Regions from separate parts of the Homo sapiens genome. Here all the other regions are linked to region 2. A link is a contact called in ENCODE Hi-C data. All regions are on one chromosome and are shown on one strand. The core of a region is the stretch at or near the end of the contact, and the rest is flanking DNA. Distances in the headings are between cores, read along the strand shown.

Region 1 (2,700 bases), core at 150-2,649, 1.9 Mb before region 2:
TTTCTCCCTACCCCGCGGGAGCTGGCTAAACCAGCCTGGAGGCTAGCAGTTTGCCTGTGTGCCCTAAGCTAGTGACAGCTCATATCAAGCCCAGTATTTAAGGAGCGTGATTACTTTTACTACGTAGTTCCCAGGGAGAAAAGCAACTCAAAACATTTTTGTATCTTTTTGTATCTTGTTGCACAAGATACAAAATTGTGCACTAAGATACAAATTGAAACTCGAATTGAAATTTGGCTGCCAATTTATTAAACCCACCCCAACAATCTTCCCTATTAACAACAACAACAACGAAGAGATCTCAGGATACCCATTTTCATGTGTAATATAAACCGATGCCACCCATCTATCATATCCATCTAAATCTAATAATTCAGCTTTTTGTTTGGCGGGAGTACGACAGGTCTTTATATGATTCAATGTTACAAAGTTTTTCAGAGGACAAATGATGAAAGTGTGAACCCACGGCTATGATGAAGCCGCAGTCTCTTTGAGTACAGAATCATGAGCTAGATATAAAGAACTGGCTTTAAATTCTGAAGTAGATCTTGCTTTTAAATGTTATAGTGGTGGGTAATAATTTCCTTTGCTTCAGTTACTATTTAAAAAGTAAATATGTGTAGATGAAAATGCAGGATTTAAAAAAATCTACTTTGTAGAATAGGATACCTATCATTTATATTAAGCCCAATGCGTGGGAAACGGATCAATGACTTGATGCGGTGCCTATAAAACATTATAATCCAAAGTTGCATTAGGACATAAAAATAACTGCTGATAAAAGTTTACTCAAAGTAGCATCTGCCCCTAATTCAGTTTGTATTTTTATCGTAAAGACCTAAGGCGCCGCGGGAACTAGGCTGTGCGTTCGCCCCCCGCGGCAGACGGCGGCGCGCGGCGCCTCTGGAGCGCCCCTCCGAAGCCCCGTGGGGGCGGCCGTGGCCCCGGGGCAGCCGCTGGCGAGCACCCCAGAGGTCCGAGCCCTCCGAGCCCCAGGTGCCCGGGGCCCGAGCCCCGCCTGCCACTCTCCCCAGCTGCCTTTCCAAACGGCGGCGTGCTGGTGGAGAGAGTTTTCCCGCACCTTGTTCGCCCGTCAGAAAGCGGCGCCGGGAGGGAGCGAGCGTGAGAAAGTGAGCGTGTGCGCTGCAGGAGAGCACGACCCAAGAGCCGGCGCCCGGTGTCCGAGCGCCCAGTCCGCCCTGTCCGCCCCCGGACCCGCGAAGGGCGGGGGCCCGGAGCAGCGAGGCGCGGGAAGCGAGGCCGGCGGGTGCCGGGGGTTGGCGGGACGCGCGCTTCGTGCCGGCGCCGGCCTCGAGCCCGCGCTCCCTCCCCCCGCCCGCGTGCCCGCGCCGCTGCGCGATGCAGTGTGGGGAATGGCTGGGGTTGGCTGAAGAGCGCACAGTGGAGTTTTAATGTCCGCCATGTTGGCCATGGCGTATTGAAGAGAGCGAGCGAGAGAGGAGCGGAGCGGCACAGCCTCCCACCCTCCCGGCTGGTGTTAGTGCCCGGACGGCGGGCTCTGCGCTCCGCCCCTCAAGTCCCCGGCAGCGGTTGGCGAGTGGGGACCGAACCCCCGGTTCTCCATGATCCCGCTGGCCGGGGCCGTTTCCCCAGAGCGGAGAGGTATCTGCTGCGCCTGAGATGAGTAAACTGTCGTTTCGGGCGCGGGCGCTAGACGCCTCGAAGCCGCTGCCGGTTTTCCGCTGTGAGGATCTGCCCGACCTGCACGAATACGCCTCGATAAACAGGGCCGTGCCGCAGATGCCCACCGGAATGGAGAAGGAAGAGGAGTCGGTACGTGTTAACTCCCCTGTCCGACCCACCGTCAGGCCCGCTCCCTCTGCTGCCTGCGGCGGCGGCGGAGCAGCAAACCCACACAAAATGGCCGCCATCTTCTCTTCGCCGCCGACTCTCAGTCGCCGGCCGGGCCTATACCCCGCCTCCCCCAGCCTCGACCCCCGGCCGCCGCGGCCCAGCGGGGCCCCTTCTAAGGCCACCCGCTGACCCTGGCCACTTGTACCCGGGTCCCGCGGAGTTCGGGGGCCCGAAAGGCACAAAGGGGTCACGTGACGAAGCTGCCGGCAGCCATTTTGTGTCTTAGTTCTTGGGTTGGGCCTTGTGCATCCGGAGAGGGGAACGGGCTGGGTGGCTGTGGGGGTGCGGCGAGTCGGGAGCCGTGGAGGACCCGCCTACAGGCCTCTCCGTGGGCCGCTGGGTGGCGCTCCAGGGCCACTGCGGCCTGCGCGCCGCTGCCCGGGCCGGGAGCGCAGGTTCTGTGCACAGTCGGGGAATTTGATTGCCCCATGGTCTGGGAAGCTTGTTGGGCTCAGTGCAGCCCCCACGTGGAGCCTCAGACGGGCATGTCATGTCGCCTGCTGCTCTATGAGGCTTTTCTCCCCCTCTGCAAGGAAATGTCGAGGGTGCAGCGTGTTTGCCCGGACGACTTACTTTTCTAGAAGATAAGACTTACTTTCAGTGTCCTCTTTCTGGGACGTTTGTATCCATCCCTCTCCAGAGCTAGTTGGTCGGAGGATAATAAACCACTATCCCTGACTTTTTCTGTGATCCTTGCGAATATCTTGCAGATTTGTTTGGAGTACCTCTCTCTTCTGAAGCCTGTAACCTTACCTATTTGTAAAATAAATTTAAGTTCTCCTGCTCTCTGGTATCTCAACATAGGGGGAGAAAAGACCCAATTTA
Region 2 (2,700 bases), core at 31-2,530:
GGATTATGCGTTTCAGGCGTATGGAAGGAAGGACCGACACTCTGCTTCAAAACCTCTACATGCCTCAACGTTCCCATTTGCTTTACACGACAAAGTCCTCATGGGCCGTATGCCAGACGTCCTGCACACAAACCTCAATCCGTCGCAGAGAGCTGGGGGCGTCAGCTGGAAGTGGATTACACTCTCCTTGGCACAAACGACTCAGGCCACAGGTATGTAAAGCAACTGCAAGAGCCTTTCTGTCCCTGTTTTTTATCAAGAGCAGCCTTTAATCTTGTCTTCCCAAAAGTGAAATAGACAAGCATCGCAACGTTTCTCTCTTACAGGCAGCCGGTGGCCTTCCCCTGTTAACTATGGAGACAATCCCTAGGCGTCCTTCTCCGCCCAGAGCTAGAAAAATTTCAGAGTCCTGATCATGCACTATCGCTCGAAAACAACTTCCGTGAAAATAACTTTTTTTTTCTCCTAGTATTCTTTCTTAGACCAAAAGCCCAGCCTTCGTGTTCTGCTATGACCTCTTTAGTCATGGGATAGAGTCCGGGTTACAAACTTGAATTTAGTTCCAGCCATTCACAAGTCTCTGGGCTCCGCCAACCCACACTCCCACTCCTTTCCTCCTGGTTCTCTAAGTCAAGGGAGCCTAAAAGGCTTATAAATTATCAAAGCACCCAGCATTTGGGAGGATCGGGTCCTCCAGCCTCCGAGCTGCACTCACCGGGTCTCGGGCAGGGAGAGTGCGGCCGTCCAGGCGGCGTCGGCAGCGGGAGGCGCAGTGACAGCGGGTCCCCGCTTCCCCGCGCACTGCCCAGACCAGCACTGCCCTGGCGCTGCGGATACGGGAAGGAGGAGGAAGGGGGAGGAGTCGCGAGTCTGCACCCCGTGAGACCCTTGCGCAAGGTGCTTTCCAGCTGTGCCTGGTGCAGCCGGCGACCCGCGAGCGCAGCTGTGGGCACGCCCCCACCTCTTCCCACGCCAGAGTTTTCCCCTCTGCTGGGGGCACCCTCCATTTCTGCATGGGAATCCCCGGGGCACCCAGGCGGGACGCGACCCGAAAGACACGCCGGAGACCCCCAACCCTGGATTACCTGCGGCCTTGGCGCTCCCACGCCGGCCGAGCGCTCCAGCCGCGGCCCCCCGAAGGTTCGGTGCGATGCTGGCTGCAGGCCTGTGGGAGCCGAGCACGCCGGGCCACTGGGATCCGGCGGCGGCAGCGGCAGAAGCAGGAACCAGGGCGCCGGACCCCAGAGCGTGGCGCGCAGTCCAGAGCGGAGCGGACGAGTGAGACCCGCGTCGCCCGCACGCTCAGACCGCCCTGCTCTGCCCCTGACTCACGGCGTCTGAGCCTGCCCAGGGGCGGCGCAGCGGACGCCAGCCACCGCCTCCCCGACTTTTCCATTTCCCCTTTCTCTCCGTAAACAGAAAGAGACTGCCCGGTTGCAGGGTAAGCCAGAGCCCCCGCGCTGGGAAATTCCGCGTCTCCCCCCCACCCGCCACCCCGCCGCCCCTCATTTGCCCTCTGGGCGCCCGGGCGGAGCTGGAGGCGGGACTAGGGAGGAGCAGAGCGGCGCGCAGGGAGGAGCGCGGGACGTGAGCTGCGGCCCGAATCGAGAGCCTGGGACGGGGACGAGTTTTCCCCCGGGCCTGGTGACCCAAGGCGTCTTAGTGGCGGAGTTGCAAGAGGTGGTTGTGCCCTTCCCGGTCCCCAGGGAAGGTCGTATATCTTAGTGTACTCGCGCCCTCGGCGCTTCTCTGGAGTCCCAGGGTCCGGCGGGAGGGCACGCTCCCGGGGGGCGGCGGGGAGGGCAGTCACCAGACCTTTTTCCGCGCGCCCCACGCTCTGGGGTGGGGACAGAGGCGCCGTGTGCCCTCCCAGCAGTGCTGCGGGAAGCCGGGGAAGCTTCGGGGCTTCTTGGAACCGCGACTGTGGGTCCGATTGCTAGTAGCACGGCCCCGCCTCGCCCAGATTTCGCTTCAAATTCACACACAAAGAGGGCAGTGACCCGTGGTGCGCACGCACACATTCCAACTTAGAGATTTCCAAGAGGCTGCGGCAGGGTGGGCCCGGAACCTGGTTGTTGGGCGCTCGGCTGGGAGCCTGTGCACTCCGCCAGCAGAACCTGGTTTTCTTCTCTGCAGTCTTTATTAAAATTGGTTATTTTGCGGCACCGCCTCATTAGGAAGCGTACTTGTACTATCTCCCCGCTCCCGCCTACCGCTAACCCTCAGTCCTAGCTGCTCATCTGGGGTTTTCCTTCTAGAGTGTCAAGCTTTTACTCCAGGTGTAACCGGAAGAGAGTTCTAGAGAAAAGCGCCACTCTCCCGAAATCCACTCTGCGGGACATTCCCAATGCCCCGCCACCCCCTCCCCCTACATTTCCCACGTATCAAGCACCCACTAGGAACCAGGCATTCGGCTAGAGCGCGGAGAGCTAGGAGCCATGTAAGGTCGACATCCTCTCTCTCTCTCTCTCTCTCTCTCTCTCTCCCCCCCCACCTACGGCCCAGGAGGTGGGGTGTCCCAGGCACAACCCAGATTCAAACGCGGTCACACTCCAAGTCCACGCCCTATTCTTCCCAGTGCCCAGGTCCGTGCTCCCTCTGCAGTTTCTAGATTGCCTCCGCGCGGTTGCGCACGCCTGTAATCCCAGCGCTTTGGAGGCCGAGGCGGGAGGATCACTTGAGGTCAGGAGTTGGAGACCA
Region 3 (2,700 bases), core at 144-2,643, 1.9 Mb before region 2:
TGCCCTATTTGCTTTATTCTCTTTCTCATATGTACACACATATGTTTTTCCCAAACCATTTAAGTTGCCTACATCGTGGCACTTTACCCCTAAATAGTTTCATGGATGTCGGCTGGGCACGGTGGCTCACACCTGTAATCCCAGCACTTTGGGAGGCCAAGGTGGGCAGATAACCTGAGGTCAGGAGTTCGAGACCAGCCTGGCCAAAATGGTGAAACTCTGTCTCTACTAAAAATACAAAAAAATTAGCCAGGTTTGGTGGTATGCGCCTGTAAACCCCAACTACTCGGGAGCTGAGGCAGGAGAGTCGCTTGAACCCAGGAGGTGGGGGTTGCAGTGAGCCGAGATTGCGCCACTGCACTTCCAGCCCAGGTGACAGAGCAAGACTCTGTCTCAAAGAAAAAAATATACATCTTTTCATAGATGTTTTCATCTTTTATGACGTAGACATTTTTGAAGAATACAGTTTTGACTTTTTTTAATAGAGTGACCCCATTTTAGGTTTGTCTGATGTTTTCTCATATTGAAGTTTTGCATTTCCAGCTGAAATGTCACATAAGGGATATCGTGTCCCCATGACATCACATCTGGAGGCACACAGATGCATCTGCACCTCACTGGTAATGGTAATTTTCACCATCTGGTGAAAGTATGGTCCAGTTTCTCCACAGTATAGTTACTATATTTCCCTTACAACAAATAAGCAATCTGTGGGGAATCTACATCCTTCTTGTTACTTTCTTATCTTCTGCCACTTCCAGTATGTGTGAGGCAGGTTGTTCAGGGGTCATGGAATCTCTATCAAGAATTTTTTTCCAGATTCTGACTTGCTCAGTTTTCAACTTTGTAAAGACTTCAGTTGAATCTTTATGGAGATAGGCATTTTTAAGTCACTTCTGCCTGTTTTTTATGTTACCATAGTATTACATAATCATTGTGGAAGACTTTCCAAAAGCGGGGTAGACATCCTAGTAGAATTATAAAGAAGGGAGAAGAGTTATAGATGGAGTTAGAGGCAGGGAACAGTACATATAGATGTTACTAGAAAGTTCTATTAGATGCTTATTCTAGGTGGATTAGGAAATTCAGGGGAGAAAGTGGTCAGGTGTTGAACTGGAGGAATTAGCTAGAGCTAGGTCATGAGGACCTGTTTCCCAAGGCAAGTTTGAATTTCACCAGGGAGGCAAATAAAGACCCAAAGATGAAGTGTGAGAGTTGACTTGGTCAAACTCTTAGAAAGACCAGTGGAGAGTAATGTAATACTAGAGGTTAGAAGGCCACTTGCTGCACGAACTGTGGCCGTGGGATGGAGAGTATTGAGTAATTTCTAGTCATAAAACCAATGAGAAATCTGTGCCTGATTTGGAAATGGGGAAATAAGAAGCAAAAGGGAGCTGGAAACATTGAGGCTTCTGACTTGGGTGACTGGATAGATGACAGTGAAACTTGCTGACGTAGGTCAGGAGGAGGAACAGATTTGGAGAGTCATGGAGCAGGGGTGTCGATGTTATGTGAGAGATGTCTGTGGAACATATAGTAAGGTCTTTATATACATGTCTAGAGTTCAGAATTCTGAGCTAGAAGTTAAGATTTAGAATAATCACCAGCATCCAAATGGTAGTTGAAGCCATGATACTGGATGAAATTGCAAGGGTGCGTATATACAAGGGCTAAGGACTAAGCAGTGGGACAGATTTAGTTTGTGTTATTGATTATATAAGCACTTTTAGACAGATTTAAATTAGTTCATTGCTGCTGCTGTAGGGCATTTTAGAAAAAAACAGACACATTTGTATCTGTATTTTACTGCTCTCGGGGCTGTTTTGGAGGCATAGAAATCATCAGCATAAAGATTACAACAAAAAATAACAGTTTGGGAGAGCCTTTTAAAATTTAATTTTGGGGAAATGATTCAATTAGATTGCGGCTTTTCTAAGCGTAGAAAGAGACTCTAATTTTATTCCCTTCCCGCTTACATTGTCACACATCACACTGGGCATGTAGGCTCTTAATATGTACAGCATAAACGACCTAAGCCTAAACGGATGCTAGGGGTACAAATAAGGACATGAGAGGACAGAATCAGAATGAAACTTCATGTCTGGGCCACCTGTTATTGTGCTACTCAGTCACTTGACTTTACATCCTGTTGATTTTATAAGGAAAGTAGTAAATTGGCAAATGTTTCACACTGAAGAGAAATAACAGAACTGGACTATTTTATCTGTAAAGGTCTTCCTTTTTGTATTCTAGAAATTGATTACTGAGCTTTAAGCAAGAGGATAGGTAGAGAGTAATAACCTTGTATCATTTATTTCTTGTGAAATATAATAGATATTAAATTGCTCTTTTCCTTGCCAGATACTATCTGTCCTTAAACTATTACCACAAGTATTTCAGATACAAAAGTAAAATGTGTTCATTTTAATTTTTTCTTTTCTTTTTTTGAGACAGAGTCTTGCTCTGTCACCCAGGCTGGAGTGCAGTGGCACGATCTTGGCTCACTACAACCTCCACCTCCCAGGCTCAAGCAAGTCTCCTTCCTCAGCCTCCCAAGTAGTTGGGATTACAGCCATGTGCCACCACACCCGGCTAATTTTTTTATTTTTAGTAGAGACAGGGTTTCCCTATGTTGGTCAGGCTGATCTCGAACTCCTGACCTCAAGTGATCCACCTGCCTCAGCATCCCAAAGTGCTGGG
Region 4 (2,700 bases), core at 137-2,636, 1.3 Mb before region 2:
AAGGCTGATCGGTGACCACCTATAAGACAAGCTCAACTGCCTAGGAGTTCTCCTGGTGAGTCTCTAGATCTCAGGAAGGGTGGGAAGGAAGGTTAAAGCCTAATCTGCAAAAAACCAGAAACGGGAAGCAAGTGGGCAGACAGTGAGTACAAACCGCAGGAAGACAGCCCATGCTGCTGACAGTGGGGAGGATGTAAGTCAGGGCCAATGACCCTCTTGTCACCCTGTGATTGTACTCTGACTTGGGGACTTCCCAAAGGAGCATCCTTGGACTGCTTAGGCCAGCAGTACGTTCTTATAGACATGACGCGGCTCCACTAGTCACCAGGGATAAAGTCCCCTCCATTACTGGGCCTAGAGGTCACTTTTGGTGCTGCCTGTCCCCCTGCCCAGCTTCCCTAAGATCACTGCTTTCATATCCTGGACACAATCAGCAGCGTTCCTGGAGAAAAGAAAATCCCAGATTGCCTGAGAGTCATGGGTGACATAAATGTTTGGACCCCCTCAGTCAGCTTATAAACTGTTCTGCAAGGCCAAGAGCCAGAACTGCTAGTTTATTTTTAAATCCTTATGCTAATCATGGGGTGATGACAGTTTCTTTTTTTCTTTTCATTCTAGAGACAAGATGTTGCTGTGCCATCCAGGCTGGAGTGCAGTGGTGCAATCACTGCTCACTGCAGTCTGGAACTCTTGGGCTCAACGGATCCTCCCACCTCAGCCTCCTGAGCTGGGACTACAGGTGTGCACCACCACATCTGGCTAATGTGTTTTTTGTTTTTTTTGTGTGTTTTTTTTTAATAGAGATAGAGTCTCCCTACGTTGTCCAGGCTGGTCTCTAGCTCCTGGCCTCGAGTGATCCTCCCACCTTAGCCTCCCAAAGTGCTGGGATTACAGGCATGAGCCACTGCACCCGCACCTGGCCTTACAGTTTCTTTCTTTCTTTCTTCTAACCAGGCTCCCAGAAATAGCGTTGGATCCTTGAGACAGCCCATCACCCTAACACCAATTTCCTTAGCTCATAGGATTGAAAGGAGCAATGGCCCAGAGAAGAGAAAAGCAGATGGGGCGGAAGGGCTGCTTCTACAGGAGCCGCCCGGGAGGCTCCAGGCTCATAATTTAGTGAGAAGGCGAGTCCCCTTGCTCATCAGTACCTCCCTCCCCGAGGCGGGCACTGGGCCTACAGAGCTTCAACCTTTCCATCCTCCCAGCATTGGATGGGGGCGTCAGAGGAGGCTGGAGAAGCAGGGAGGTGTCCTCCCCTGAGCTGGCCGGGGCCCAGCGGCTGCCCAGGGCCGGGGGTCCACATGTCAGGGAAGGGCCTGTAGGCCCGGAGTGGGGTTCAGTGGGGGAGCCTGGACTGGCTGCAGGGGCGGCAGTGCAAGCCTGGCTGGCGGCCAGCAGACAGCTTTGTTTTTCCGTGGCAGTTTGCTTGTGATACTTCTTTCCTGAGACGCCAGCTGACAGGGGGAGGGGAGAGGAGACAGGCGTTAAAAGGGACAGGCTATGGCCACCTCTGAGAGTGGGAGCCAGTGCTTGGCAAAGCTGCAGGGTAGGGGCTGTCCTGCCACCCCCGCTCTGTCTCTTCTTGCATCCGCCCTTCAGATCTCGTGGCCAGGGCAGCAGATGTCTTGCTGGAGTCTCCATTGAGACTCCCCTCCCCAGACCGGCCTCCCCTCTCCCCTGAAGCCCAGCCGGGCTGAGAGGTGGCCTGCCAGCTGTTAGGCTCCCGCGGGCACTGGCCCGGCCCTGCTGTGTGTGTGCCAGGCGCCAGGTGCCAGGCAGGGGGTGCCGGCCGTGGAGCTTGTGGTGGAGGGGCTGGGTGTGCAGGGCTGGGTGCCAGGGGTGTTAGGGAAAAGGGGCTGCTCAAGGAGCTGCAGGTTTTTGGGACAAAGAGCAGAAGCCGCTTCTAGATTCAGGTCTGGAGTGTCCAGATTTCCTATTGACAGCTCAAAAATGAACAAAACATCAGGCTGATGGGATAGAGTCTTGCCCTGAACCTGGGATTCACATAAATCAGTTTTCCCTTGGAAAAATGGTCTCCCACTGTGGTCTCTTTTCCAGGCATCACAGACTTTCCCAGGGCAAGGGGACGTCAGCAGAGGAGCATAAATGCCAGGAGACATTTCTCAGACTATTCTGGCAAAACCTCCCCTGAAGCGAGCCCCGACTTCTGCTGGGAGCCCTAGGAGAGGTGATGGGTTCAGCTAAATAAGTGGCCAGGACCTTCCCCAGCTTCGGGCCTTATCTGGGACTGCCCACCGCCCTTGGACCCGCCTCAGAAGCCATTCAGACACCTTCACCGCAGTGGGGAGAGCAGCTGCTGGCTATGAGGTCACCATGGTGACTGTTGACAGCCGGCATCCTCAGGCCTGGCCTGGCACGGCCCCGGGGAGCAGAGGGGCTGTAGGCCACAGCCCGCCCACCTGCTGCCTCGGGGCAGCCTGTGAGCATCGATCTCCCCCTGGCAGTACCAGTTCAAAAGCAGGGCTCCAAGCGGAGGCAAATGCTGTCAAAGTGCCCCTCCAGGAGAGCTCTAAGGCATTACAGACTTAAACTATTGTCATTATAAATAAAATCGAACTCATTACTCATGAGATAATAAAAATTATGATGTTAGAAAAATCCTGGCCTAGTCAAAATATCCTAATTCTCCACCTGAATGTCCCCAGAACTTGTGACTCACACCTTTATCCAGTCTTT

Evidence for each region. Hi-C counts contacts between places; a loop is a spot of excess contacts on that map. Pooled maps may share reads with other maps.
Region 1: a loop to region 2 is called in a map of B cell, with 4 times the contacts of the local background. The contact joins the promoter of EPC1 here to the promoter of MAP3K8 in region 2. A Hi-C loop is called at or near these places in 1 of 168 maps with a recorded cell type or tissue (B cell), 3 of 37 single-sample maps with no recorded cell type and 12 of 50 pooled maps.
Region 3: a loop to region 2 is called in a map with no recorded cell type, with 6 times the contacts of the local background. The contact joins the enhancer-like site here to the promoter of MAP3K8 in region 2. A Hi-C loop is called at or near these places in 5 of 37 single-sample maps with no recorded cell type and 3 of 50 pooled maps.
Region 4: a loop to region 2 is called in a pooled map, with 5 times the contacts of the local background. The contact joins the enhancer-like site here to the promoter of MAP3K8 in region 2. A Hi-C loop is called at or near these places in 4 of 50 pooled maps.

Annotation. Positions count from the first base shown.
Region 1 is chr10:32,345,857-32,348,556 of GRCh38, reverse strand. EPC1 (enhancer of polycomb 1) reads left to right here and starts at 1,399. Exons shown (of 14, transcript NM_001272004.3): 1 at 1,399-1,794. The coding sequence starts at 1,642. It overlaps EPC1-AS1 (EPC1 antisense RNA 1), which reads right to left and starts at 1,193. Exons shown (of 2, transcript NR_104163.1): 1 at 1,082-1,193. RefSeq lists silencers at 809-938, 949-1,418, 2,089-2,368 and enhancers at 1,689-1,748, 1,769-1,868.
Region 2 is chr10:30,432,764-30,435,463 of GRCh38, reverse strand. MAP3K8 (mitogen-activated protein kinase kinase kinase 8) reads right to left here and starts at 1,280. Exons shown (of 9, transcript NM_005204.4): 1 at 1,086-1,280. RefSeq lists enhancers at 1-316, 441-490, 781-880, 1,601-1,740, 2,412-2,700 and a silencer at 1,321-1,560.
Region 3 is chr10:32,317,389-32,320,088 of GRCh38, reverse strand. The region is part of intron 1 of EPC1 (enhancer of polycomb 1); the gene reads left to right. Among named protein-coding and RNA genes, the nearest start is that of EPC1, 28 kb to the left of the region's middle. RefSeq lists an enhancer at 2,211-2,270. Within about 2 kb of position 1,393, at least 9 of the 41 ENCODE cell types and tissues checked have a DNase peak (open chromatin) inside an H3K27ac peak, as active enhancers do.
Region 4 is chr10:31,749,102-31,751,801 of GRCh38, reverse strand. No RefSeq gene overlaps it. Among named protein-coding and RNA genes, the nearest start is that of MACORIS, 43 kb to the right of the region's middle. Within about 2 kb of position 1,386, at least 19 of the 41 ENCODE cell types and tissues checked have a DNase peak (open chromatin) inside an H3K27ac peak, as active enhancers do.